2 separate regions of the Homo sapiens genome follow, and region 1 is linked to region 2. A link is a loop called in an ENCODE intact Hi-C map of the cell type or tissue named here. Cell type or tissue: OCI-LY7. All regions are shown on one strand. Links, peaks and the distances in the headings refer to the core of each region. The heading gives the core; the rest is flanking DNA.

Region 1 (15,330 bases), core at 3,759-11,758, 200 kb before region 2:
CCTTCTTTTCAATGGATGTAAGTATACTAGCATTCCAGACTCAGTACTCTTCTTCTTCTGTAGTCTGTTGAACTAGGTGAATTTCATTAGAAAAAGCAATTACTTATAACTGTTTCAGTTTAAAATGTTAAAATTGTGTAGATAATATGTAAAATTGCATCTCTACCTACTTTAACTTCTCTCCTGTTCTTTTTATACAGGCCTCCATCAAGTCTGACTTCCCCATTCACTTTCACATACCAGCCATACCGAACCAATATGGTTCCTTTACTCCAAACATACCATATTCTGCATCCATTTTCTGGTTAACAACAGGTTCCCTCTGCCGAGAATGCCCTACCTACTTGCTTTCTAATGAACTACTGTACTACTGTTTTTAAACGTCCACTTACTGGGTAATTAGGATGTTTCAAAAACTATATTCCAAGTACTTGCTCCAATTTACTGTCAAGAAGAGTTTAGCAAAATCTAATAACTTGCTTAAGATCACAACCCTAGAAAGTGTCACAAAGATTTCAACTTAGTTAAGTTTGAGTCAAAAGATTAATTTCTCAACTTCCTCTTCTATTCTTCATCCTTCAAGACAGGAGGCATTCTGGAACAGTAGAAAGAGCCCTGGTTTTGAAGTCAGACCTGAGTTAAAAGCCTGACTCTATCACTTATTAGCTATGTAACCCCACAGTGTGTATTCTCTATATCCCAGGATTAAAAGAGTAAATGCTTTAATATGTGTAAAAGCCCTAACCAAGCAACATAGTAAGATGTCAACAAATGGCAGTTCTCTTTCCTTTATCATGTATTTGAATCCCAGTTATCCGTAAAGACTTTGATGACCCTCCCCAGGCAGAGAAGCACAATTTTTTTCAAATAACTCTTTCTTCACTAGACAGTAAACTCTTTGCGATTACAGGCCAAGTATTATTTTGTGTCTCTAGTGACACAGTGTTTACTACTCAGATACTCAATAATTATTGCTAATGTTTAGATAAAATGAATGGATAAATCAACATCTGCTTATTAGTTATCTTACCTCTTCCTCCCTCTAACATCTCATATCCTACGTACCCAGAACCACAATCACATTTCCTGAAACCTGACCTTCCATATTTACCCCAATTTTCCCAGGAAGAATGTCTTCTGTTTTCTTTTGCTGCCTAATTTGCCTCCCACTATCTGCCATTACCACCTCTGCCAACTGTTACCATCTCTGCCATTCTCTGCCAACTGTTACCATCCTCTTCAAGCTTCAAGAGCAGCAGCCTTTATATTAGTTTTCCAATCTTCATTCTACCCCTGACTCACAACAGGGCTAAAGTGATCTTAAGTTTTGTATCATAATTTTTATCCTTGTAAAAATTTTTTTACCTTTTGATTTATGAGATCCTTGAGGACACAATGACATTTTCTTACTCATTTTTATATTTTCTGTAGTCCTGCAGAATGCTTGCAGACATCTTAAAGTAACACTTAAGAAAGTCTTTATAAACTCTCAAGAAATGGGACAAACATAAGTTGTGCTGGCAGGTTGGTAACAATAGCTACCATTTATTGGCACTTATTATATGCCAGTTTTAGGTATTTCATAAAATTTTCTCATTTACTCCTCACAAAAAAAAGGGGGGCATTGTTATGTCTATTTTATAGAAGAAGAAACTGAGACTGGGAAGTGAAGAAACTTGCTCAAGGACGTAAGATGAAGAAGGTGTAAGGTGAAATCTGTCTATTCCATAGCCCGGCAGTTAACTTCCATGCTCAGCTGTTTCTTTGTAATAGTTGCTCTCTTCACTTGAATTCACATTCTTTCCCTTCTACATCAGAGGAAAATAAACCCTAAGTATCCTAAACCCTTTTCAAAGATAACTGTACTTGTCAATTAGTTTTATTCCCACATATTTCTTCTTGGCCCATAATCCTTTAATGATCTCTTCCAAGTACAGTTCAAGTTGCTTCCAGTGGCTTCTTCCAACAGACTTCCTCATCCATTCACTTATCTTTTCCACTGCCTATATTCTATCTAGTTCCTTTTACTGTCAAGGTTAAAAGGTGCCACTACCTCCACATATTTCCAAAAGCCCTTGAAATACTGTTTCAGCCCTACTTTATTCCCTAAAAACATCAACTCAAAAGTCTCCTAAGATAATCACTAAGGTTTTTTCTCAGTTATTTTCCTCAACTTGTTACCCCTGTTGCTATTGCAAACTCACCCACTTGTATTTCTGTGAGAGTTTACCATTTTTTTCTGAACTAGTTTCTCAGTACTATCCCATTCTTTACTCCTCTTCTATCCTCTTCTCTTCTTCCATCCTCTTCTCTTGTATATCTAATCTACCTTGAAAACTCCAATCATTATCACTAGGATAGTAACTCCCAGTGAATTTATTCAGAGGGTGAGCACGGTGGCTCACGTCTGTAATCCTAGCACTTTGTGAGGTCAAGGTGGGAGGATGGCTTGAGCCCAGAAGTTCGAGACCAGCCTGGGCAATATAGTGAGACCCCAATCACTATTTTAAATAAATAGATGAAAGAAAAGAAAGAAAATTATTCACAGAGAGGATGGCATGCGCCAGAAGAATAATTTCTTCCCGGGTAAGAGAAAAAAGGGGCAATAAGATGCAAAAGATGGATTAGAGTTTGGCTATGAGAAACTTCACAGACCTCTGCTTACTCTGCACACTGACTATAGGACTAGCACACTATGACCCATGGGCCAAATCTTGACCAAGGCATTTCTGTATGATTCATGAGCTCATACTTATTTTTACATTTTTAAAGAGCTGGAAAAAAAAAAGGCAATGTGTAACAAAAATCATATATATCAAGCAAAGCCTAAAATATTTATTATCTGGCCCTTCATAGAAAAAAATTACCAATCCCTGCCATACATTGTTTGGAGCCACTGAAGGAATTCAGGAAGGCATGTGATATATTCAATTGTTTTTGGAATGATCATTCTGGCAGTTCTGTAGGACACAGAGACATGAGAAAATAGAAAGGTATACTAGAACAGTAAATGTGAGAAGACAAAGTCCTGAACAAGGACAGCATAGAGAGAATAACAGGGACTTTGTAATTCCTTGGCTGAGGAGAATGACTAAGGAGGAAGAGAAGAGAAGTAGCCAAGATAGTCAAGCTGAGTGATTAGGATGTTGTTGCTATTACAGAAAACCAGAGGGGCCAGGTGTGGTGGCTCACGCCCATAATCTCAGCGCTCTGGGAGGCTGAGGCAGGAGGATTCCTTGAGGCCAGGAGATAGAGACCAGCCTGGGCAACAAAATGAGATTCTGTCTCTACAAAAAATAATTAAAAAAAAAAAAAAAAAAATGGCTGGGCGTGGCGGCTCACGCCTGTAATCCCAGCACCTTGGGAGGCCGAGGCGGGCGGATCACGAGGTCAGGAGATTGAGACCATCCTGGCTAACAACGGTGAAACCCCGTCTCTACTAAAAATACAAAAAAACACCGAGCCGGGTGTGGTGGCGGGCGCCTGTAGTCCCAGCTACTCGGGAGGCTGAGGAAGAATGGTGTGAACCCAGGAGGTGGAGCTTGCAGTGAGCTGAGATCGTGCCACTGCACTCCAGCCTGGGTGACAGAGCGAGGCTCCATCTCAAAAAAACAAAACAAAACAAAAAATAAAATAAATAAAAAAAATAGCCGGGCATAATGGCGTGCCCCTGTAGTTTCAGCTACTTGGGAGGCTGAGGTCACACTGAGCCATGATTGTGCCACTGCATTCCAGCCTGGGTGACAGAGTGAGACCTTGTCTCAAAAAAATAAAGAAAAAGAAAAAAAAAAAAGCAAAGAAAGCTGTATACATATAACAGGTACTGAAAGAATATCTGGTGACTGATGCGGCAAGAAAAAACAAATTTATTAATTTTTTCCTGATTTATTCCCAAACCTCTCTTGTATAAGGTTCTTGCCCTGATTCTAAATCATACCTTGGAAGGAGGTGGTACAGGCTTAGGAACCAGGTTCTTATAGACACTTGGAACCACGGATGACAATTTGTTCCCATTTGCATGGTGAGATCCTGGTGAGGTGAATGCAGCAGAGAAGGCAGCAGCAGGATCCTCTTTGGAAACTTTTTTGATAACTAGCATCTTGGAGGGTTGCTTGGCACTAGGCGGGTTTTCTGTGAAGTACAAGAGTGGAGAGACAACAGAATGTCAAACCTGTTGTGTAACATGAAGCATAGTTTATACAAAGGCCTTAGTCAACAAAACAGCTGACAGTTGAGACAGAGGGATTAAACATTCCCTGGTATGCACTTAATAGATACTCTCAAAAGTGAGACTACTCAGGAACTGTACAAAAAAATGCAGCATATGAGGAACTGGATACTAAATTTATAAATCAGCCAGGAAGTCCAAAGATGTTAGCAGTCCTTCAGGGGCACAATATGTCTGATGGACAGTGTGATCAGTTAAGCATGAACCCAACAAGAATAAATCCAAGCGCCAGGCACTGTGGCTCATGCCTGTAATCTCAGCACTTGGAGGTGCTGAGGTGGGCAGATCACTTGAGTCCCAAGAGTTCGAGACCAGCCTGGGCTGGCAAACCCTGTGGCAAATCCCCATCTTTACAAAAAATACAAACATTAGCCAGGCATGGTGGTGCACACCTGTGGTCCCAGCTACTTAGGAGGCTGAGGCGGGAGAATCACTTGAGCCCAGGTCGAGGCTGCAGCGAGCCATGACTGTGCCACTGCACTCCAGCATGGATGACAAAGTCAGACCCTAACTCAAAAAAACAAAAACAAAACAAAAAAAAACACCTAAAAGTAGCAGCTCCTGTCAGCATGAGAATAGAGAGATGAGGTAATCAGGGATTGGAGTCTGCCATGAAACCCTCTGATGAGGCAAACTGGAGCAAAGGTATACACCATTAGCAAAGAGGAGAAGGTACATCGATCAATCTTAATCCTACAATACTGGATTCTAAACCCATCATTTAGATATGTTAAAGACTTCCCATGTTCTTGGCTATCAACATGTCTAATGAAGAAACCAGGAGAGTCCAATTTGTAAATGCCAAAGATCCCAATGCCACAGATGAGGTTTGGTTTGAAATACAGATTCCTATCGCACCACTGCACTCTAGCCTGGGCGACAGAGTGAGATTCTGTCTCAAAAAACAAAACAAAACAAAACAAAAAACCACAAACATATATATACACACACATACACATAAACACACACACACACACACACACACACGAATATTTAAACATACATATATATGAATGTTTAAGAATATATTGTTATGGGCTGGGTATGGTGGCTCACGCCTGTAATCTCAGCACTTTGAGAGGCCGAGGCAGGCGGATGATGAGGTCAAGAGATCGAGACCATCGTGGCCAACATGGTGAAACCCCATCTCTACTAAATAACAAAAATTAGCCGGGCGTGGTGGCATAGGCCTGTATTCCCAGCTACTTAGGAGGCTGAGGCAGGAGAAAAGCTTGAATCCGGGAGGCTGAGGTTGCAGTGAGCTGAGATCTCGCCACCGCACTCCAGCCTGGCAACAGAGTGAGACTCCATCTCAAAAAAAAAAAAAAAAAAAAGTAAGTGAAGTAGCAATGTTAATTAAGTTACTTTTCATGAACTTTTTCTACTTAAAATCTGCTTCCATGTTGGCTACGGTGGCTCATGCCTGTAATCCCAGCACTTTGGGAGGCCAAGATGGGTGGATCACTTGAGGCCAAGAATTCAAGACAAGCCTGATCAACATGGTAAAACCCTGTCTGGACTAAAAATACAAACATTAGCCAGGCATGGTGTAGTCCCAGCTAGGGAGGTGGAGGCTGCAGTGAGCTGAGATTGCGCCACTGCACTACAGCCTGGGCAACAGAATGAGACTGTCTCAAACAAACAGACTAACAAACACCACCAAAACAACTGCTTCCAAATTCACGGTTCTATAAGTTCTCAGTTGTCTGTATTTTGACTCTACTACCATGGTAACATTTCAGTGGTGTTTGGGGGTTGGGCGGTGGGGTAGGGGGCAGAATAACCCGCTACAGTCAGATGTTAGTTACCATGGGCAAATGCATGAGATGAGAAACAAGAGATAAAAAGAGATAAGGAATCTTTGCTCCCCTCCCTGCTAAGAAAAAATTTTAAAGTTGTGCCTTTAAAATGGCAAAATCTACCTACCCCATACTCCAGAAGGTGTCCCAATAGGTCTGCATGGCTGATGCTGTTTGCCAGCTTCTGGATTCAAGGAAGGCTAGGAAAAAAGGGATATGAATGGTTGATACAGAAAGCTGATCATTTTGGCACTTTTCACAAAGTAGCCATCACCATGGAACCTATCAAATAATTACATATTTTACATATTAGCAACACTTACTAATTTGACACTGTATTCAGAAACGTAACAAACAGAAAATATCAAAACACAAAATCAATAGGTATTATGTTAATATTAGGTTCTCCTGAGTTTCATTTCCTTTGATATAAGGGATTTCATTTATTTTAAATAAACAGACTAAATGTGCGAATTCCCACTTTCCTATAGGATATGTATGCCAAATAAGGAGGCACTGAAAGTTAGATGAACAAGAATGTGGATCATTTTCCTCAGATTAAAGGAGGACAATGTGGTCAGTGAAATGTATAGTATTCACTGCATTTCTAAGATGGGTGTAGGGCAGGGGCAGACCATATGCCAAGGACTGTGCTAGAAATACAATAAAGAGCCCCTGTCTTCACACGGGTCACAGTTTTGCTATAAAAACTTCTAGACAAGTTAAGTACAATAAAAGGTTACAAGGACGATGAAAAAAATTCATATTAGGGAAGAAGGAGTACTCAGTAAGAAACATCAATTCTACTTGAAAGAGAAGTGCTATCAGAAAAGGCTTTACTAACAGGTGATTTAAGAATCCTTAAAGATGAATTCCAAAGCTGGAAAAACGGTAATTCCAGGAACAGAAAGCATTAAAAAGAACAGAATATTCAGGTCTGCAAATAGTTCAGCATGAGTAGTGCTAGGGAAGGAGGGGACCCTTCTGTGGGGAAAGAGGTATCTGGCAAAGCAGGCAAGAGCCAGCTTGTGGAGGATTTCTTAGGGGAGATTAAGTTTTATTCTACAGGTAATGAGGATCCATCTTTCATGCAGTTAACATTATCTAATTATCAACTTACAACCGTCACTCTAGTAGCAGCTTAAAGGATGGATCTGAGGTATTTAAACATCAACTAAGAGACCATTAGGAGATCAATTCCATAGTCCGGGAGGGTAATAAAGGTAACAGAAGTAGAGAACGAGATAAGGGAAAGGGCAGGGAAGAGTTAAGAGCAATAGACTAGACTTAATAACTAATCGTATGACACTGCTGTCCTAGCCCAAACTTTACGATCTGGTAACAGGGTAGGAGAATGGCTTTTTTTTTTTTTTTTTTTTTTTTTTTTTGTGACAGAGTGTCACTCTGTTGCCCAGGTTGGAGTACAGTGGCACAATCCTGGCTCATTGCAACCTCCACTTTCCAGGTTCAAGCAATTCTCCTGTCTCAGCTTCCTGAGTAACTGGGATTACAGGTGCGCACCACCACACCCAGCTAATTTTTGTATTTTTAGTACAGACAGGGTTTCACCATGCTGGCCAGGCTGGTCTCGAACTGACCTCAAGTGATCCACTCACCTTGGCCTCCCAAAGTGCTGAGATTACAGGCATGAGCCACTGTGCCCAGCAGGAAAATGGCTTTTCAGCACAATTGCCTGTGAACATTATACAAACAACAAAAAGACACCCAGGCTCCACTACAGAGCTTCAGAATCAGAATCTCCAGGGGCAGGGCCTCTAGCAGGTATGTATTTTCCAAGCAATCAAGGTGAGAACCACTACAATAGGAGAACAAGCACAAATGCAAATGAAACTACCAACTCTCTATATAAGTGGACAAATCAGTGACAGATTTTCAAGGACAGGTAAATACATTCCTCTAGATGGAGTGGTAGAGGCAGAAGGAGTGCCCAGCCATAAAAGCTGTGGTTGTTTCCTTGTTTCATTTTAATAGGCATGTTGTACCCAGGGTTCTCAGAGACAATGCTCCTATTTATACAGTATCTTTGATCTCTTTCTACTGTTTTAAAAAATACAGTTTTAAAACTTGTAAAATATAAACAGGAAAAATATAAAACAAATGAATAAGTTAATGGGTAAAAGTTCTTTTAAACACTACATGGTTTAAGCAACATAACATTACCAGACAAACCAGAAAGACATTACAAATCTCATTAGAAAAAAACCCCAAAACTACTCATACTTATGGTGATCACTGCATTTTTTTTTTTTACTAACCCATTGTGTCTCCCTTGACACTATAGTTTTGTCTCCAAAAACAATCTCAGCTTTTAATCTACTAGTTTTTAGAAAATCTTAAGCCTCTTTCTATAAATTGGTAGTTGGTTCTAGAGGTTACAGAATCCTTAGTGGTTTTGTATTCTTCCATTAGGAGACACACACAAATAACATGTGGTTGTGCTTCTTTTAGTGATGCTGGCAGACACTGGTGCTCATAGCCTAAAACTGTCAGCTCAATACAAGATGCAAAAACAATGATCTAATTTTACAATTCTTTATAAAGTAGTATACTTCCATAAATAGGAACTTCCCCTATTTGGCAATTCAACAGTACAGTTCATATAGAAAAAATATGATACATGCTTGTTCCTAAGGTGAGGTAGGTATCATTGTGAATTCACAGATTTAAATCCAATTTGATGTGATTCAACCCTCGTCGTTATTATTATTAATTGATGCATAAAACTGTCCCATGTTTGGCCTATGGAACCCTCTTCAATTTGGCTTCTAAATCCTTTTGCTACAACCCTAAGTAGTTCTTTACTTCTTTGTTATCTAGTTTGAAAAAATATTCCAAGCTCTTCTTTTAAGTATGCTGTCTGGATAAACTATTTCAAGATCACAATCCAGGCAGTAGAGCCACTCATTGCTATGGGGTTGTTCACTGTTTTTATGTCTTTTCAGTGGACAGAACCGCCTAGAAGTATGTATTTTTCACTCCAAAGCTAAAACACCTCATAACTTATTACTGATATTCCCAATTCAAACTGAGTACCCTTGTGGATTTTACGGAACATCTATTTTACGTTTTTATTTCCTCCTACAAGAATCCTGATTCTCAAGCATACAAAGTATAGAATATCATATTTAATTGCTTTATTCCATATTATGCACAAGTTTCAGAATAGCAATGTCAGTATTTCACCAGTGACCAAAATGTTTTGTTTTTTTTGGACATGTTCTCCCCATCTTCCCACTTTAAAAAAGTTATACTATGTCCAGATTGTGAGATCATATAACTATCACATGCTAACTCTCTTTTAACCCTCATTTCTTCTTAGCTCTACAATTAACCATACATTTAGTATTTACCACCATTCCTTTTGTAATCTTTCTGGTTAGTTTGTCAGAAGCTTGTTCTTCAGTAGTTCTCAGGAAAAGTCTTGGGAACGATATTCCGAAGTTTTTTGTTTTTTTTTTTTTTGAGGCATTTTATTTGTAAATATGTATTGCATCCCTAGAAACAAAATCCAAGGATTTTCCCTCCTGTGTGTTTTCGTCTTGCTTCTTCATGGTCCATGATACCAGCTAAGGCTGTCAATATGACGAAGTCAAATGGTTGGGATAGAAGCAGATTGTTCTGCCGTTTTTCTAGATCTTTGAGTTGCAAATCAAAGCTGGGGCTCTACACTTGTTTAGCCTGCCTGTGAGGTTCACAATTTTCCCAGCTCTGTTATCATCAATGATTTCAAATTTGCCAATGTAACGATGCTTCATCATCACAGCTAGAAGTTGGACAATGACTTTGGAGCATGGCCTAGTAAGAACCGGCGTTTCCCTCTCTTTTCGGCATTGGTGATACTCTTGAGAGCAACAGGTAGGATGTTCACACACACCATTGTGGCAGCGCGAAACAATGCCGGAAAGAGCAATATTCCAAGTACTTACACATTGATGTTTGTCTGTGATCTTTATAACTGAACATTAGCTTGACAAAGCACAAAATCTTTGGCTCACATTTTCTTTATTGTAATTGTTACTCCATTTACTTGTTATAAAGCTTTGCTGTCACAGTCTATCTGGTTTTCTTTCTCTTAACAACTCAGTCTTTATGCCTGAATGGCCAAAGGATATCTTTCTTTTTTTGTTCAAGTCTAGTATTTTGTAAGAGTATGTCTTAGTCATCCTGGCTATCCTTTCAATTTGTAGATTCAAATCTAAATGTATTTCAGAAAAATGTTCCTGAATTATACTTTTCAGTATTTTTTTTTTTTTTGAGACGGAGTCTCACTCTGTCCCCAGGCTGGAGTGCAGTGGCGCGATCTCAGCTCACTGCAAGCTCCACCTCCCGGGTTCACGCCATTCTCCTGCCTCACAGCCTCCCGAGTAGCTAGGACTACAGGCGCCCGCCACCATGCCTGGCTAATTTTTTGTATTTTTAGTAGAGACAGGGTTTCAACATGTTAGTCAGGATGGTCTCGATCTCCTGACCTCGTGATCTGCCCCCCTCGGCCTCCCAAACTGCTGGGATTACAGGTGTGAGCCACCGTACCCGGCCACTTGTCAGTATTTAAGCTATTCCTTTATTTTGGTTTTCTTTCTGGGGGCGGGGTGGGAAGATCCTATTATATATCTATATTAGATCTTTTCTGCCAAACTTTTTTTTCCCAGTTTTAATTTTTTACCTATGTATTTCTCCTTCATTTAAAAAATTTTCCTTCGCTGTCTAATTCTTGAAAAATATTATTTATTCTCTTTATTCTTCAGTATTTTTCTGAAATTTTTTATTATTACTTCTTTTCAAGAGTTCTAGCCCCTTATTTTGAGTTTTCCCAGATGATTTTTTTTTTTAAACCAACTTCTTAGGATTTTTTTTTTTTTTTTTCTGAGACCAAGTTTCATACTCTTGTTGCCCAGGCCGGAGTGCAATGGTGCGATCTTGGCTCACTGCAACCTCTGCCTCCCGGGTTTACGTTCTTTAATGTCCTGGTTATCTTCTCCCTACCGCTTTTATCTGAACCTTTCCTTTCGTCTCTACTAACTTGTCTCTCTGCAGCTCAATCTGGATTATATTTCCAACAGTTTGTCCTCAGTGACGGGCTTTGTTCTGGAAGGGTATAGTGGCCAGCTAGCATGAACAACGATAGAACCCTGTGCTGGTTACCGCTTCTTAGTCACAAAGTCATCCCTTCTGCCTGTTGAGCAAAAATGTGCCTGGACACTTTAAAACTTTTCCTTTGACAGCTGGCATGTTAACTTCTGCCAGCGGAGAACAATGGAGAGATTTTTACTTCCTGTTCCTGTGTGTTTTTCAGCAGGCTCCCACAGCACCCAGTTCCTCAAAGCCAGGTTCTGACATATAAGTGAGCTCAGAGACCAGCAGCTTCCCTCAGCACCTCATCTGAGTAGTTTTGTAGCAGAGTGACACCTCTCATGAAAAGCCTTTCAGCACGCTTCCCCAGAGAAGCACATCAGCAATTACTCTGCCATTCAGTGAGCCACAACTGAGCCCTTTCTAACCAGGTATGAATCTCAGCCCTGGGGTGGTGGTAGGGAAATGGGGGACTCATTCTTGGACACACTGTCTTAGCCCTAAGGGTAGTGGCTGCTCCTTGTATGTATGCATATATGTCTGTGTGTATGTTTTTTTCTTTTTTTTTGAGACAGGGTCTCACTCTGTTACCCAGGGTGGAATGAAGTGGTGCCATCTGGGCTCACTGCAGCTACGACCTGCCAGACTCAAGCAATCCTCCCACCTCAGCCCCCTGAGTAGCTGGGACTACCAGGTACCCACCACGTCCAGCTAATTTTTAAATTTTTTGTAGAGACAAAAGTTTCACCACGTTGCCCAGGCTGGTCTCAAACTCCTGGACTCAAGCAATCGCCCTGCCTCGACCTCCCAAAGTGCTGCAATCACAGGCGTGAGCCACTGAACTGTGACTACGTGCTATTTCTATTTTCTTTAAAGATCTTTTTACTTTGTACTAGTCAATCCTTCATTACTCCAATCTTGCTATAGTTAAATTCCTTATATTAACTTTCTCTATTCAAACTACTGTGTGGTTTGAACTCTTGACTGGTCCAGTCAGATCCTTCATACCTTATCCCAGAGCCCCTGTATTTACTTGTTATTCCATTACGGAAAACTACTCCCGATTAACTGCTGCTCTTCTCAAATATGCCCTACGAGCTTTCCAGAAAAACGGTTGGCTCTGTTAGCATTCTTTATGCTGTCAGGTGCTCTGCTGCTTCCCTTCAGTTCCCCCTGCACAAATGCTAGTATTAACCAAGCCTCTTATATAGATTTTGGTGGTTTGTCCCTATCCCTTTACGGGTATGTGGGGAAATATCATTTTGCTTTGACGTAGATGGCATCTGTAGATTTTGTTGGTTCCTCAACTCTACTTGCTTTGTCTTATTTTTAACTTTACTTTAAAATAATTTCAGGGCTGAGCACAGTGGCTCACGCCTGTAATCCCAGCACTTTGGGAGGCTGAGGCAGGCGGATCACTTGAGGTCAGGAGTTTGAGACCAGCCTGACCAACATGGCGAAATCCCGCCTCTACTAAAAATACAAAAATTAGCTGGGCGTAGGGGTGCGCATGCCTGTAATCCCAGCTACTTGGGAGGCTGAGGCAGGAGAATGGCTTGAACCCACGAGGCGCAGGTTGCAGTGAGCCAAGATCGCGCCATTGCACTCCAGCCTGAGACACAAGAGTGAATCTCTGTCTCAAATAATTTTGTGCAGGAAACAAAAGTTTTCACTGCGACCTGCTGCATGAGATCAGGTATGGAATTTTCTACTTGTGGCATGACATCCACACTCAAAAAGTTTTAGACTGCAGATGCTCAACCTGTATTAATATTTCACATTTGCTTCCCCATTCTTTCTCCTGAACCATGTGCAAGTTGCAGGACTTGATGCCACTTACCCTTAAATATGTATTTCCTTAAAAGGATATCTTTTACATAATCAGAGTAATTATTAACACTTATACATACTATTATCTAATCTACAACACTTATTCAAATTGTCCCACTGATGTTTTAGCAAAAGAAAATTTTTGCAAAATGGTTTTGCCTCACCCAGTAGTTATTTAATCTAGGTTTACATGTTGTTTTTAGTTGTCATATCTCTAGTTCTTTAATCTGGAGCTTTTTTTTTTTTCATGGCCTTAACATTTTTGAAGACTACAGGCCAGTTATTTTGCAATTCTTTTGTAGAATCCTCAATTTGGGCTTGTCTGAGGTCTCCTATGATTAGATCCAGGCAATGCATTTCTGGAAGGAATGTTACAGAGGTGATGGTGCATATTTCTCAGTGCCATCATATCAGGAGGTTTAAATCTGTTTCACTACTGGTAATTTTAATATTTTTTAATACTAAAATTTTCATACAGTAAAATGTACACATATAAAATATACTCAATTCTATGAGTTTTTAAAATGCTAATACCTCCCTAACTTCTTTGAAGATTATTAACACTTCCATCAACCAGAAAGTTCCCTTCATACCCTTTCCCAGTTAATCCCCACTGTGCACAGGCAACCATAAAACCATTCTGATTTTCTTTCCCATCATAGATTATTTGGCTGTTCTGGAATTTCATATATAGTTTTTCTACAGAGTCCTTAGGATTTTCATTTCACCTGCAAACACAAAGTTTTATTTCCTCTTGTTAAACTGTATACATTTCTTTTTCTTGCCTTATTGTACTTGTTAGGACCTCTAATACAATGATAAATACAAGTGATAAGAGTAAACATATTAATATTGCTCCCAATATTAAAGGGAGCTCTGCTTTTACTGGATAATTGGGGAAGATGAAAAAGCTGTAGCCAATACTGCTGGCATCCTCTCAGAGTCCCTTCTCTCCACCAATTTCTTACTCCTCAGGTTTCAAACACATCCAAGTCTCCTAATCCTAGAACACTCTACCCTCACACCTGGCTCTTTATTCTCCAAAGAGTAGTGTATCATTCATCACCAACTTACTCTCTAACCCTTACAACCACACTTGTCAATTTTGAAAGGCCATCCCAAACTGCCAGAGTCAAAGCTCTCTCCCACACTTAGTAACAGCTACCATTTAAAAATCTGTGTTCCTGTCTATATCATGTACTTCAAAAAAGCAAAAAACAAAAACCTATCTGTCAAGGTCTGTGCTGAGTGGTTCACAAACATTCTCTAACAACTCAGGGACAATTAGGACTATTTAACTTGCCCAGGTAACAATATAGGACTGTTAATTACACGAAACCAATACGATTTTAAAATAATTTTCTAATTATACATACATATGGTATAGAAAAAAATAATACAGAAAATCTACTGCAAACAATCAGGTCCCAAAACATCTTCAATTTGTGATTTTTATCTACCTACTTTTTCTTGGTATACTTGTTCCTTCTTCAGCTAACCACTTCTCAGTCTCCCTTACTGCTAATCCACAGGTTCTGCTCTACACCTCCCTTCTTTCCAATGTATTACTCTCCTTGAGCGATTTTATTTATCCACAAACCTCAACTATTATCTCTATTTTCAAGTGCACTTCTCTAGACCTAACCCATCTCTTTGGCATCAAGAATTTGTTTTCTCCAACCAATTCTGCTCCTTCTGCTTTCTCTCTTCAAGTTAATTACATATTATTCATCAAGTCACTTTGGATAGAAATCTTTAGGAAAATTTGCATTACCTTTTTATGTAAAGAAAGCTCAACAGTGTACATTTAATCCAATTGGTGGCAAGTTCTTTAGCCTTTGCCTTTTTGAGCTTGGCAATGCGAGTCACAGACTTGGGACCCAGGACATTGCCTCCCCAGTGATGGCAGATCTCATCGTATCTGTCATTGTAATTGATCCTGATAGCTTCCACCAGCTTAGACAAACCTCCTTTGTCTTCCAAGTTAACCTGTGTGAAGGCAACCAGTGGTGCAGGTCTTTCTGTGGAGTAGACATCCCACTCTTGACTTCCCCTTGATAATGCAGTAAGGGACCCCCATTTTACGACACAGGGCAGGTAGGAAGACAACCAGCTTGATGGGATCCATGTCATATGCAATCACCACTAGCTGAGTCTTCGTGTTCTCCACCAAGGTGGTGAAGTGCTGACTCCTGCTTGAAAGACAGGTGGTCTCTTACTGGGGACATCCCCTTTGCTGGCAGCTTTCTTCTCAGCCTGGGCCAATAGCCTCTGCTTCTTTCTCTTGCTTTGCCTCTGATCTGTACTTGTGGGCCAGCTTAAGTAGCTGAGTAGCTGTTTGGCAGCGCAAGGCCTGGATGAACTGGTTAATCGCAGGAGGCA
Region 2 (15,330 bases), core at 3,448-11,447:
ACTGCTGTATTTGTGTACATGAATTTGTTTTGAATACTTGTTTTCTGTATTTTGGGTATGTACCTAAGAGTAGATTTGTTGGATGATACAGTAATTCTTTGTTTAACTTTTTGAAGAACTACCACACTTTTGGTTTGCTACACCATTTTATATTCTTCCCAGAAATATATGAGGGTTCCAGTTTCACTGCATCCTTGCCAGTACTTTTCTGTGTTTTTGATTATAGCCATCATAGTGGGTGTCAAGTGGTGTCTTATTGTGGCTTTGATTAGTATTATATTTTAATAATATTTTAGAACTGTCTGTTGAGGTCACATGGAGTATGCTGTTAAAGGAAATAACAAAACTCCAAGACTTTTCTTAGAACCTAGAACCTTTTCTCATCATTAAAAAGATTCTTATTTTAATTTATATTATTTTAGTTGAAAAGTAATCCCATCATTCTTAATTTATTTTTCCTTAATTTTCACGAGTTCAAAGAGGAAAAACCCATAGACGTTTGTTTTACCTACTTCAGTATTATAAAGAGATTCCAAATTCAGCACTTCCCCTTTCAGTATTACCTTTCTGCTGCTGTAGTTTTGCATTTTCTACTGTGAAAGGTGGAGATATCTATATCTATATGTCAGTTGGCTTTATTGAGGTATAATTTACATAGAATAAAATTCACCCGTTTTAAGTGTTCAGTTTGATGACTTTTGGCAGATGTATACAGTTGTGTCACCACCACCACAATTATGATATAGTTATATAAGAATTATGGTATAGAACAGAACAGCATTCCCCAACCTTTTTGGCACCAGGGACGGGTTTCATGGAAGACAGTTTTTCCACAGATGGGTGGAGGGGGGATGGGAGGTGGTTTCAGGATGAAACTGTTCCACCTCAGATCATCAGGCATTAGCTAGATTCTCATGAGGAGCGTGCAACCTAGATCCCTCGTATGCGCAGTTCACAATAGGGTTCATGCCCCTACGAGAATCTAATGCTGTGCTGCTGATCTGACAGGAGACGGAGTTCAGGCGGTAATGCTCACCCTCATACAGCTCATCTCCTGCCATGTGGCCTGGTCCCTAACAGGCCATGGACCTGGTATAGAATATATAATGCTCACCCTCATACAGCTCATCTCCTGCCATGTGGCCTGGTCCCTAACAGGCCATGGACCTGGTATAGAATATATCTGCCACCCCAAGTTCGCTTGTGTCCCTTTGCTGTCTGTTCTCTCTCCCCAGGCCCAGCCTTTGGCAACTACTGATGTGCTTTTTGTCACTGTGGTTTTGCCTTTTCCAGAATTTCATAGGAATGGAATCATACAGTATATAGTCTTTTGTGTCTTTTTTCACTTAGCATAATCCTCCTGAGATTCATCCATGTTGTTTTGAGTATCAATAGTTTGTTCCTCTTTATTGCTGAAAAGTGTTCCATTGGCATGGGTATATAGACTTTTCCATTCCCTAGTTAATGACCATATGGGTTGTTTCCAGTTTTTGCCTGTTAGAGAGAGAGCTGCTGTGAAAGTTCATATAAGTTTTTTTGTTTTTGTTTTGGTGTGGAATATGCTTTATTTCTCTCGGGTAAATACCTAGGAATGAAACTGGTGGAATGTATATTTACCAGTGTAAATTTATCTTTATAAGAAACTGCCAACCTGTTTTCTAAAGTGGCTATACCATTTTTGCATTTCCACCAGCAGTTGCTCCACATCTTATCAGTACTAGGTATTATCATATATTTTTTTTTGAGATGGAGTTTCACTCTTGTTGCCCAGGCTAAAGTGCCGTGGCACAATCTCGGCTCATTGCAACTTCCACCTCCCGGGTTCAAGCCATTCTCCTCCCTCAGCCTCTCAAGTAGCTGAAATTACAGGCGCACGCCACCACGCCCAGCTGATTTTCGTATTTTTAGTAGAGGTGGGGTTTCGCCGTGTTGGTCAAGCTTGTCTCGAACTCCTGACCTCAGGGGATCCACCCGCCTCAGCCTCCCAAAGTGCTGGGATTACAGGTGTGAGCCACCGCACCCGGCTATCATTTTTTAAATTTTAGCCATACTAGTGGATGTGTGGGAGTTTCTCATTGTGGTTTTAATTTTAATTTGCATTTCTCTAATGACTAATGAGATTGAACATATTTTTATGTGCTTATTTGCCAATTATATATATTCTTTTTTTTTTTTTTTTTTTTTTGAGATGGAGTCTCGGTCTGTTGCCCACGCTGGAGCGCAGTGGCATGATCTTGGCTCACTGCAACCTCCGCCTCCTGGGTTCAAGCACTTCTTTTGCCTTACCCTCCTGAGTAGCTGGGATTACAGGCATGCACCACCATGCCTGGCTAATTTTCTCTGTATTTTTAATAGAGACGGGGTTTTGCCATGTTGGCCAGGCTCTTCTTGAACTCCTGACCTCAGGTGATCCACCCGCCTAGGCTTTCCAAAGTGCTGGGATTACAGGTGTCAGCCAATGCGCCCAGTCAGCTATTTTTATATATATACATTCTATGATCAAATGTCTGTTCAAAACTTTTGTCTATTTAAAAAAAAATTTTTTTTGTCTTATTGAGTTTCAGGAATCTTCGTATATTCTGAATACAAGTTATATATCAAATATATGCCTTCTAAACATATTCTCCCTGTCTGTGACTTACATTTTCATTTTCTTATCAGTTTTACACAAATATTTATATACGAAAAATGTGGAAATCAGTTGTATCCCTCTATACTAACAATGAGTAATTAGAAATCAAAACTTAAAAATCAGGACTGTTTGCAATAGTTTAAAATATGAACTACTTGAAGATAAATTCCAGAAACCATTTTGGAAGACCAGTACATTGAAAACTACAAAACATTACTGAGACAAATTAAAGAAGACCTAAATGAATGGAGAGATACAACATTTTTGTGTATTGGAAGACTCATATCTTTTCTTTTTTTTTTCCTTTGAGACAGGGTCTCACTCTGTCATCCAGGCTGGAGTATAGGGGTGTGATCTTGGCTCACTGCGACCTCCGCCTCCTGGGCTCCAGTGATCCTCCCATGTCAGCCTCCCAAGTGGCTGGGACTACAGGCACCATCACAAATTTTTTTTTTTTTTTTTGAGACGGAGTCTCGCTCTGTTTGCCAGGCTAGAGTGCAATGGCATGGTCTCAGCTCACTGCGACCTCCGCCTCCCGGGTTCAAGTGATTCTGCTGCCTCAGCCTCCCCAGTAGCTGGGATTACAGGTGCCTGCCACCATGCCTGGCTAGTTTTTGGTATTTTTAGTAGGGATGGGGTTTCACCATGTTGGCCAGGCTGGTCTCAAACTCCTGACCTCGTGATCTGCCCGCCTCAGCCTCCCAAAGTGCTGAGATCACAGGCGTGAGCCACCACGCCCAGCAACATCTGGCTGATTTTTGTATTTTTTGTAGAGATGGGGTTTCGCCATGTTGCCCAGGCTGGTCTTGGACTCCTGTACTCAAGCAATCCTCCTGCCCTGGCCTCCCGAAATGCTGGCTTACAGGCATGAACCACCTGGTGCCCAGTCTAGGAAGACTCATATCATGAAGATGTAAATTTTCTCCATTAAGCTATAGATTTAATGCAGTCCCGATCAAAACCCAGGTAGTATTTTTCAGAAAATATCAAGCTGATTTCAAATGTGTATTGAAATGTAAAGGACCTAGAATAACCAAAACAATATTAAAAAGAAGACCAAAGTTAGAGGAATCAAACTTATTTTATGACTTTGTATAAAGGAACAGTAATCGGGTCAGTGTGATTATTGGTATAAGGATAGATATATAGATCACTGGAACCAAATAGACAAATTTGCCAAGGCAATTTAATGGGGGAAAAGGTAGTCTTCATAACAAATGGTGTTGAAACAATTCACACAAAAATATCAACCTCTATACTTACCTCATGCTGTACAAAAATTAACTTGAAGTGGGTAATTGAACAAATGTAAGAGCTTAAATCATAAAATGTGTAGAGGAAAACGAGAAAATTTTTGTGATTTTAGGTGGGGCAAAGGTTTCTTGGAGTAAAAAAAGCTTAACCTATAAAAGGAAAAAAATTGGCTTTTATCAGAAAGAAAAATTTTTGCTCTTCAGTATTTATTTTTAATGGAATGAAGACAAATTGAAGTGTATCTACAAGGGGGTGGAATGATGAGTAAAACTTGTGTTAAAGAGTTATTAACAGATTTTGTTGTCTGTTTGGATTTTAATACATATCACTACCTTCTACCTTTGGAGGTAGAAATCTAGAAGTCATAATGAATGTTCTTTGCATGCAACTCCTGTGGGTTTACCCGTTAATTTATACTTTTTTCATTTCTACTCAAGAAAATATATTTGAATGAAATCATTGTGAATGCCTTCTACTTTACAAAAGTAAATACAAACTCAGGCTGTACACCTGTGTTCCACATCCTACTCCTGCCACTTAGTAATCATATGACCCTCTACAAGTCACTGAACCTCTTTAAGCCTCTGTTTTCTCATCTTTAAAATCAAAATAATATTAAGACTTCGCTCATGCAGTTTTTAGGATGAAATGAGACAATCCATTTAAAATAGCATAGTGCCAGATTTATAGTTAAATTTAGAGGCAGCCAAAAGCTACCTCCCTACATAGTGAACTATAACCTAATTTAATATATAAACTACCTGCAACCTAACCTAAGAGTATACTCTTGTAACAAGTAGCTGAGCCTCAGTCAAGCATAGCAGCCAAGTTTTCAGCCAGTCATATAGGCTGAATATTGCCAAAGCATGTTCAAATAAGGCAAACACCTGAACTGCAGCCCATCAGGCTACTTCTGTATGTCATTTCTGTTTCTCTGGCTATAAATATAGCCTACATGCATTGGGGGATGGAACATTCTGAACTGCATTTGGTACTGGATGCTAACTGGTTCATTAATCTCTATTTTTTTGAGACAGGGACTTGCTTAGTCACCCAGGGTGGAGTGCAGTGACATGGCTCACTGCAGTCTGGACCTCTTGGGCTTGAGTGATGCTTCTGCCTCAGGCTGCTCCCTTCCCCACCTTTCCCGGAAGCTGGGACCACAGTTTTCATTTCCTTATTATTTGTAATGGGGGTTGGGGGTGGGGGCTCCCTGTGCTGCCCAGGCTGGTCTCAAACTTCTGGGCTCAACCAATCCTCCAGTCTCCACCTCTGCCTCCCAGAGTGCTGGAATTACAGGGGTGAGCCACCGCACCTGGCAAATCTGTTTTTTGTTCAATTAAGTCATTAAATTTAACTTGTCTCAGGTTTGTCATTTAACAATATGAACAAAATGTATATATTTTTTTCTTTTTATGCCTCGGTACTTCAAATAGTTATTAGTAGCTGTGATACAGTAAGAAATATTGTGTATATTTCTTACCGTATAAAGAAATATATACATATATATATTTCTTCTGTATATATATATAATTACTGTGATACAGTAAGAAATACATGTATTCCTTATATATGTAGCTGGGACCACAGGTGGATGCCACCATGCCTGGCTAATTTTTTGACTTTTTTGTAGAGACAGGATTTCGCCATGTTGTGCGGGCTAGTCTCTGCTGGGCAAGGTGTCAGAACCCGGCAGTGGAGAGTGGTTGGCTCACTGGTGGTAAAAGAATTTACTGACAGCAGTATAGGTTTAGAAAGGAAAGTTTTATTAGATAGAATGCTGCAGCAGAGTGCAGTACAGTGCTTCATTCAGCAAAAAGGACTGAGTGTGTTGCGGTGGATTTTCCTTAGGGGTATTTATGGACTTTAAAGCAGGACCTTAGGGTAATTTGGACCATATTAGTTATGTAGGTCATGGTAAATTATTACATTTGTAGACTTTGGGTGCCTTGATGTTAGCAAGGGTTGCAAAATAAGTTTTGACATTCATGCATTCTGGAGATGTATAGAAATTCTAGTTACTTATAAATTTTTGGGAAAGAAGCCTGGTACCAGATGCTGGCTTTAGATAATAGAGAAGTCTAATTACTTTTCAATTTTTCAGATAAGGAGTTTTGTCTTCGGATGGTCTGCTTGATTGCCACTAGGTGATCGTTGTATTCTTCTGTGTCGAACTCCCAGGCTCAAGTGATCCACCCGCTTTGGCCTCCCTAAGTACTGGGATTATAGGAATGAGCCACTGTACCTGGCTGTTACTTTTATCTGAAATTGAGAATACAGGAAAAGGAACAGGTTTGGGGGAGAAAATTAATGAGTTTGATTCTCAGATGATGACAGGTAATCTGGTGTACATATCCTTTTAAAAATATTGATATGAAATTTACATAACAAAATCAACCATTTTAAAGTGAACAATTCAGTGGCATTTAGTACTGGCAGATTTGTTTTTCACAATACAACTGCCACCTCTATCTAGCTGCAAAACCTGCCTGTTACTTTAGATTTAAACCTCTTATCCATTAAGCCCTTTCTCCCCACTCCCCTTCCATGCAATCTGCATTTTGTCTCTATGGATTTCTCTATTCTGGATATTTTATATAAATAATATTATACATATGTGACCTTCTGTATCTGGTTTATTTCATTTAGCATAATGTTTGGATGTTCATCCACATTCTAGCATATATTGGTACTTTATTCCTTCTTTTGGTTGAATAATATCTCGTTGTATGTGTCCAACACAACTTTTTATCCATTGATGGACACTGGGCTGTTTCCACCTTTTGGATACTGTGAATAGTGCTGCTATGAACTATATGTATACATGTACTTGAGTACCTGTCTTCAGTTCTTTTGGGGATATACCTGGGGTGGAATCACAAAGAAATACGGTAATTCAACTTTTTGAGGAATAACCAAACTGTTTTCTGTAATAGCTTACCATTTTACAGTTCCACTAGCAATGTACTGAAGGTTTCAGTTTCTCTATATCTTTGTCAACTTGTTATATTCCATTTAAAAAATTATTGTTTAGTTATACTATCCTGGTGAGTATGAAGTGGTACCTCATTGTGGTTTTGATTTGTAGTTCTGTAATGACTAATGATGTTGAGCATCTTTTCATGTGTTTTTTGACCATTTATATATCTTCTTTGGAAAAATGTCTATACAAGTCCTTTGCCCATTTTTTTTAATTGAATTTTTTTGTTGTTTTAAGTTTGTTATATATTCTGGGTATTAGACCCTTAGTTATATGATTTCCAAATTTTTTTCCTGTTCTGTGTGTTGTCTTTTTAGTTTGTTGGTAATGTCCTTTGAAGTTTAAAAATGCCCTTGATGAAGTCTAACTTATCTGTGTTTTTCTGTTATTGCTTATGCTTTTGGTTTCATATCTAAGAATCCATTGCCAGCTCCAAGGTCATGATTTACTTCTGTGTTTTCTTCTATGAATTTTATGGTTTTACTTCTTATATTTACTTCATCGACCCATTTTGAGTCAGTTTTTATATTCAGTGTGAGGCAAGAGTTTATTTTTTTGCATGTGGATATCACTTTTTAGGTATCCTTTCAAGAGTTAGATGTCCAGAGTAAAGTACAGCAGTTTAGGGCTATAGATGTGGACTTGGAAGCTGTGGATTAAATCACCATGGGAGAGAGTAAAGAGAAATAAAAGGAATGTAGGGGAACATGAAAAAATTACATGTGAAAGGATAGATAATGTTAGACAGTGAAGTATTCAACTTAGATAAGAACTGTAGGAGTTTAGATAAAGTGCATTCACTTGAGAATTGCTGTCCTTTTCACTCTTAGTTTTTCTTTTTGTAAGAGGAACTTGTTTCTAATGCCATCTAGTGTCTTTTGAAGGGTATATGAGTAATGTTAAGAGGTTTTAAAATAAAAGTTTTGAAATTTCATGAGACTTGAGCAGTATATTGGCAGTCTTAGCTTACTCTCAAGAGCATCCTTAAGAGAGAAGTAAAAGAACACATTAAATACTTTGCCTGAACAAATTCGGAGCTGAATTTCATCTTGAATAGTTAAGCATTTTTATCATCTCTTTTGTGTTAATTTGTAAAGAATTTAAGATACCTTAAAAATAGTGACGTCAAATTTTTTTCTTATCTTGAATTTGTCTTACAAAAATTATAGACAGCCTTACTTTTTTTTGTTTTTGTTTTTGAGACAGGATCTTGCTCTGTCACCCAGGCTGGAGTGCAGTGGTGCAACCTTGGCTCACCGCAGTGTCAACCTGCTAGGGTCAAGTGATTCTCCTGCCTCAGCCTCCTGAGTAGTTGGGACTACAGGCATGGGCCACGATGCCTGGCTAATTTTTATTTTTATTTATTTTTAAACTTTTATTTATTTATTTTTTGAGACAGAGTTTCACTCTTGCTGCCCAGGCTGGAGTGCAGTGACTCACTGCAACCTCCGACTCCCAGGTTCAAGTGATTCTCCTGCTTCAGTTTCCTGAGTAGCTGGGATTACAGGCGCCTGCCACCATGCCCAGCTAATTTTTTGTATTTTTAGTAGAGATGGTGTTTCACCATGTTGGCCAGGCTGGTCCCAAACTCCTGGCCTCAAGTGATCCACCTGCCTCGGCTTCCCAAAGTGCTGAGATTATAGGTGTGAGCCACCGCGGCCAGCTTAATTTTTATTTTTAAACTTTTTGTAGAGGTGGGATTTTACAGTGTTTCCCAGTTTGGTCTCGAACCCCTGGGCTCAAGCAATCCTGCCTCAGACTTCAAACTATCGGGATTACAGTTGTGAGCCACTGCACCTGCCAAGCATCTAAATTTTTAAAAGGCATTTAAAATAAAAAATTTTTTTAGATAAATTTGTTGGTTGATTGGTTTGTTCGTCCGTTTTGTGCTGCTATGACAGAATACTCGAAACTGGGTAATTTATAAGGAATCAAGGTTTATTTCTTAGAGTTCTTGGGGCTCAGAAGCCCAAGATCAAGGTACCAGCATCTGATGAGGGCTTTCTTGGTGTTTCCTCACGTGGCAGAAGGTGGAAGGGCAATAGAGAAGAAATCCATTCCTGTAAGCCCTTTTTATAGTGACATTAATCCATTCATGAGAACAGAGCTTTCATGACTTAAACACCTCTCAAAAGGCCAAATCTCCCACCACTGTTGCATTGGAAATTAAATTTCCAGCACATGGATTTTGGGGAACACATTCATACCATAGCAGTTGAGGTTACAGAAAGAGATCTTACTGAATTTGTTGATGGTTAGAATACATGGGAGAACGTTTATGCAAGTTTTTGGTAAGGTGTCATATATGTCAAGGAGAACGGCATTATTAAACCACTAGTAAAAAGTTATAAGAGCAGGTTTTGTTTTTACTCTTATACAAAAAATATCAGTGCTAGTCTTTTTGTTTTTTTCCTTTTTCTTTTTTGAAATTGCAGAAATAAATTTTATTTTTAATTTTCAGAGGTTAAAAAAAGTTATGATACTTTAAACTGTTAACAAGACTTAGTTGATATCCAGTTAACCTAATACAGCATTAATGTTTTTATTATTTTCTTGAAGAGACTCAAATACACCTGCATTGTGCTCTTTTAAAAACATATTAAGGATACTTGTATTTAACAAGTTTTTTAGGAAAAACATTGTACAACATTTATGTTTTTCATGATGCTGAAAATGCTGAATTACATGTCAATTTAATTTATCTCTTAGAAGAAAAAGTAACATAATTAAAATCACTGGGTCTCTAATCTTTAGTTCTCTCTCCACAAATAAAACCTGTCACTTTTCACAATAAAAAAGCAAAAAATAATATACAATTAAAAGGAGCTAAACTGAAATTCTTTATCCTCTTTTTCCTTTTTTGAGACGGAGTGTCTCTGTCGCCCAGGCTGGAGTGCAGCGGTGCGATCTCGGCTCACTGCAAGCTCTGCCTCCTGGGTTCACGCCATTTTCCCACCTCAGCCTCCTGAGTAGCTGGGACTACAGGTGCCCACCACCATGCCCGGCTAGTTTTTTGCATTTTTAGTAGAGACGGGGTTTCACTGTGTTAGCCAGGGTGGTCTCGAACTCCTGACCTTGTGATCTGCCCGCCTCGGCCTCCCAAAGTGCTGGGATTACAGGCATGAGCCACTGTGCCTGGCCTCTTTATCCCGTTTCAAAAGATAAATTAATTGTGGGAGATCAACATAACAATCATCACTGATTTTTTTTTTAACCATTTAACTCTGGTTCAAAAGATAAATAATAATCTATAATCCACCAGTGTATACAAATTTTTTATCACATTTTCCCTTATGTTGTAAAAAAAAAGAAAATAGGTTTAATGTTTAAAGAAGGATTAATTTGATATTATTACTGAAAGACAATTTTGCTGTTATCACAGCTCAAAAAGTAGTGACAGGAATCTTTTAGGAAACAGGTTACTGTCCGTTTCACAAAATGTGAAATTAGATGATCATAAATATACAAGAAAATCAAAACATTTTCTGTCCTTAGTTATATTGCTCCCCCCGGCCTGAAATTTAGATGAAAAAGATTAAACAACTTTTGCAGATCACGTCTATCTATTTTAGCAACTTAATATAAATGAAAAGCAATCTTCATTTTAAAATAAATATCATAGGCCAGGTGCGGTGGCTCATACCTGTAATCCCAGCACTTTGGGAGTCCGAGGCAGGTGAATCACGAGGTCAGAAGTTCAAGACCAGCCTGGCCAACATGGTGAAACCCAGTCTCTACTAAAAAAACACAAAACAAATTAGCTGGGCGTGGTGGCGGGTACCTGTAATCCTAGCTACCTGGGAGGCTGAGGCAGGAGAATTGCTTGAACCTGGGAGGCAGAGGTTGCAGTGAGCCGAGATGATGCCACTGCACTCCAGCCCAGGTGACAGTGCAAGACTCCGTCTTAAAAAAAAAAAAAAATTAATAACACCATTTTTGAAACTGCAAATGAAACTCTCATCATATAAGAGAATGTCAACATCAAATTCTTGTATCTTGATGATTATGTACCATAATCAATGAATATAATTTGAAGCTCTCAAATTATTTATTTTGAATTCAAGTGAAGATGATTAGGCTAATCCAGTCATTTCCTCTTCTGAGTCATTTGATTCATCGTTTAGTTCCAATTCCACTAAATCTTGGTCTGTAGTTATAATAGTTTTCCTCTTGCACTTCTTGGGAATTGCATCATTAGCACAGATTTTTCTCATTTTAATATTTGGCAATTTCTTCAGATCAAAGTCCCATTCCCTAAATGTTTTCAGATTACTTGCATTTAGAATGTCTGGAATCTCAAAGCCACATCCTTTATACTGCTGTCCCTCCCGCTCCATCGTCTGCTTGATGATGGTGTCCTGGGAACAGTGCTGCCTGTCCTGCTTGTCCCTGATACTGTTATGTAACTCAATCTGCTCCAACTCACTGCTAAATCAATTTAATTTAAGTACCTTTCAGTTAGTTCACAAGCATCTTTGTTTGAATATCTTTTTTTGGGGGGGATCAAGATGATTTTGAAACCATTGCAGTTTTTCACCAATAAGATTGAAACACAAGGCCTTTTCATTCTTCAATTTTTCCTTTTTTTCTTATTTGTGGGCCTCTCTCATAATTTGAGCTGCTTTTCTACTATATGGATGAATGACTTTTTTTCCCATCCTGCACTTTTTCCCTTTGGTGCTTTAGGTATAGTGACGTCCTCGCGGCCACAGAGGAGCTCTGCACTCTAGACCCAGGCAGTCTCACCAACCACAAGAGCAGCAGCTCACAGGAGTACCCGTGCCAAATCCCCCTGGGGCCTCCCTTTTTCTTTTTTTTTAAGATGAGATTTTGCCATATTGCCCAGTCTGGTCTCGAACTCCTGGGTTCAAGCCATCTCCCCGCCTCAGCTTCCCAAAGGGTGTGAGCCACTATGCCCGGCCAGTACTAGTCTTTTAATTAGGCTGTTATTGTCATGTGTTGCTTCGCACTGGTATATTTACAGTGCTGAGCAAAGATTGAAAAGCAGTGCTACTGGTGCATTCTATCATATAGACAATATAATTACTAGTGATAGTTTAGTTGCAATAGAGAACTAATATTTACTAGACCCTATTCCTAGTTTAACGTATGTTCTCCTTTATTTTCTCCAGAACATTGAGTTGTCATTCTTCATTTTTGCAATATGTCTTATCTATAGAATGTATAGGGAACAAGGCTGGTTTCAGCATGTGTAGACTGGTGGCCTTAAGAGATAGCAATGTTAAGAAATAGTAGTAGTGTACAATAAACCATTAATATAGCAGTCCTGAGACTACTATCCTTAGAAAGGCTTGTGCGGAAGGCCGACCCTTGGCTGGTATCTGGAAACTTGAATGGTAAACAGTTTCCTACACTGATAAAAATTTCCTTGAATGATAAGAGTGACTTACTGTGCAAACAATGTGATTTATGCTGAACATTTACTTACCTTCTGGGAGTCTGAAATTTTGGTATGTAGTAGGCAAGAGGGTGCCTGTGTGAGCAGCTCCATTAAAAACTTTGGACACTGAGTCTTTGGTGAGCTTTCCTGGTAGACAACATTTCATGGATATAGTTACTAGGTGTTGCTGGAAGAAATAAGTGTGTCTTATGTGACTTCACTGGGAGCGAACTCTGGGAAGCTTGTGCTTGGTTTCCTCCAGACTTTGCCTCATGCACCTTTTCCATATGCTGATTATATGCAGGGTCCTGTGAGTACTCCTGGAGGATCATGGAACCTGGGGATGGTTTTGGTGACCCCTGACACAGGTAGTCTTTGAAGGATTTATGAAAATAGTTAAGGGTATAGCCGGAGTAATCAGGCAAGAGAAAGAAATAAACGGCATTCAAGTAGGAAGAGAGAAGTCAGATTATCCCTGTTTGTAGATGACATGATTGTATGTGTAGAAAACCCCATCATCTTGGCCCAAAAGCTCCTTCAACTGATAAACAAATTCAGCAAAGTTTCAGGACACCAAATTAACATACAAAAAACCACTAGCATTCCTATCCACCAACAACAGCCCAGCTGGGAGCCAAATCAGGAAGGCAATCCCATTCACAATTACCACAAAAAGAATACAATACCTAGGAATACTGCTAACCAGGGAGGTGCAAGATTTCTACAATGAGAATTAGAAGACACTGCTCAAGGAAATCAGAGAAGACAAAAACAAATGAAAAAACACACCATGCTCATGGATAGGAAGACTCAATATCATTAAAATGACCATACTGCCTAAAGCAGTTTACAGATTCAATGCTATTCCTATCAAACTACCAAGAACATTCTTCACAGAACTAGAAAAAACGATTTTAAAATTCGTATGGAACCAAAAAAGAGCTTGAATAGCCAAGGCAGTCCTAAGCAAAGAGAACAAAACTGGGGGCCTCACGTTACCCAACTTCAAACTGTACTATAGGGATACAGTAACCAAAACAGCATGTTACTGGTACAAAAGGCACATAGATCAATGGAACTTTATTTCCGGCAGAAATAAAGCTGCACACCTATGACCATGTGATCTGTGACAAAACTGACAAAAACAAGTAATGATACTGGGATAACTGGCTAGCCATATGCAGAAGATTAAAGCTGGACCCCCTCTTTTCTTTTTTTTTTTTTTGAGATGGAGTCTCTCTCTGTCACCCAGGCTGGAGTGCAGTGGCGCGATCTAGGCTCACTGCAAGCTCCACCTCCCAGGTTCACACCATTCTCCTGCCTCAGCCTCTGGAGTAGCTGGGACTACAGGCGCCCGCCACCACACCCAGCTAATTTTTTGTATTTTTAGTAGAGATGGGGTTTCACCATATTAGCCAGGATGGTCTGGATCTCCTGACGTCGTGATCTGCCTGCCTCAGCCTCCCAAAGTGCTGGGATTACAGGCGTGAGCCACTGTGCCCCGCCCATATTTTCTTTATCTAGTCCACTGTTGATGGGCACCTAGGTTGATCCCATGTCTTTACTATTGTGAATAGTGCTGTGATTAACATGTGAGTACATGTGTCTTTTTGGTAGAATGATTTGTTTTCTTTTGTATATTTACCCAGTAATAGGATTGCTGGGTTGAATGGTAGTTCAGTTTTAGGCTCTTTGAGAAGTCTCCCAACTACTTTCCAGAGTGCTAAACTAATTTACATTCCTACCAACAGTGTATACGTGTTCCCTTTTATCTGCAGTCTTGCCGGCATCTGTTGTTTTTTTGCTTTTTGATAATAGCTATTCTGACTGGCATAAGATGGTATCTCATTGTGGTTTTGATGTGCATTTCTCAAATGGTTAGTATGTGGAGCATGTTTTCATGTTTGTTGGCTGCCTGTATATCTTCTTTTGAGAAGTGTCTGTTCATGTCTTTTGCCCATTTTGTGATGGGGTTGTTTTTTGCTTGTTTAATTGTTTAAGTTCTTTATAGAGTCTAGATATTAGACCTTTGTCAGATGCATAGTTTGCAAATATTTTCTCCCATTCTGTAGGCTGTTAACTCTACTGATTGTTTCTTTTGCTGTGCAGAAACTCTTTAGTCTAATTAGGTCCCACTTGACAATTTTTGTTTTTGTTGCAATTGCTTTTGAGGACTCAGTCATAAATTGTTTCCCAAGGTCAGTGTCTGGAATGGTGTTTCCTAGTTTGTTTGTTTGTTTTTTCCCTAGGATTCTTACAGTTTGAGGTCTTACATTTAAATCTTTAATCCATCTTGAGTTAATTTTTGTATGTGGTGAAAGGTAGGGTTCCAGTTTCATTCTTCTGCATGTGCCTAGCCAGCTATCCCAGCACTATTTATTGAATAGAGTCCTCTCCCCATTGCTTATTTTTGTTGACTTTGCTAAAGATCAGAAGATTGTAGGTGTGTGGCTTTATTTCTGGGTTCTCTATTCTGTTCTATAGGTCTATGTGTCTGCTTTTGTACCAGTACTATGCTTTTTTTTTTTTTTTTTTTTAAACACTGTAGCCTTATAGTATAGTCTGAAGCTGGGTAATGTAATCCCTGCAGCTTTGTTCTTTTTGCTTAGGATTGTTTTGGCTATTTGAGCTCTTTTTTGGTTTCATGTAAATTTTAGAATAGTTCTTTCTAGTTCTGTGAAAAATGACATTGGTAGTTTGATAAGAATTATGCTGAATCTGTAGATTGATTTGGACAGTATGGCTGTTTCAACAGTATTGATTCTTCTAATCCATGAGCATGAAATTTTTTTCCTTTTGTTTGTGTCACCTGTGATTTCTTTTAGCAGTGTTTGTAGTTCTCCTTGTTGAGATCTTTTACCTCCTTGGTTAGATGTATTCTTAGGTACTTTTTCTTTTTCTTTTTTTTGTAGCTATTGTAAATGGGACTGCATTCTTTACTTGGCTCTCAGCTTGAATGTTACTGGTATATAGAATTGCTACTGATTTTTGTACATTGCTTTTGTATCTTAAAACTGGGAAGCCATTTATCAGTTCCAGGAGCCTTTGGCGGAGTCTTTAGGG

The links. A loop is a pair of places that touch in the nucleus more often than their neighbours do. Peaks named below come from ENCODE experiments on the same cell type or tissue, not always from the same donor. Only the 100,000 strongest peaks of a DNase experiment are listed, where the experiment ranks them.
Region 1: a loop joins it to region 2, with 6 times the contacts of the local background. A loop is called at or near these places in 2 of 110 quality-filtered maps.

Annotation. Positions count from the first base shown.
Region 1 is chr1:45,636,273-45,651,602 of GRCh38, forward strand. GPBP1L1 (GC-rich promoter binding protein 1 like 1) reads right to left here. Exons shown (of 13, transcript NM_021639.5): 7 at 6,155-6,227; 8 at 3,938-4,131. It also overlaps the pseudogene RPS15AP10 and the pseudogene RPL7AP16. Among named protein-coding and RNA genes, the nearest start is that of CCDC17, 20 kb to the left of the region's middle. In OCI-LY7, for the core only: a CTCF peak has its summit at 7,943; DNase peaks (open chromatin) are centred at 7,959 and 8,579; H3K4me3 peaks cover 806 bases; H3K27ac peaks cover 2,728 bases.
Region 2 is chr1:45,836,053-45,851,382 of GRCh38, forward strand. The region is part of intron 3 of MAST2 (microtubule associated serine/threonine kinase 2); the gene reads left to right. It also overlaps the pseudogene TMA16P2. Among named protein-coding and RNA genes, the nearest start is that of MAST2, 40 kb to the left of the region's middle. RefSeq lists an enhancer at 2,775-3,276. In OCI-LY7, for the core only: CTCF peaks have their summits at 6,037, 6,236, 7,735 (motif pointing left) and 7,942; DNase peaks (open chromatin) are centred at 4,849, 5,569 and 7,729; H3K4me3 peaks cover 3,769 bases; H3K27ac peaks cover 4,389 bases.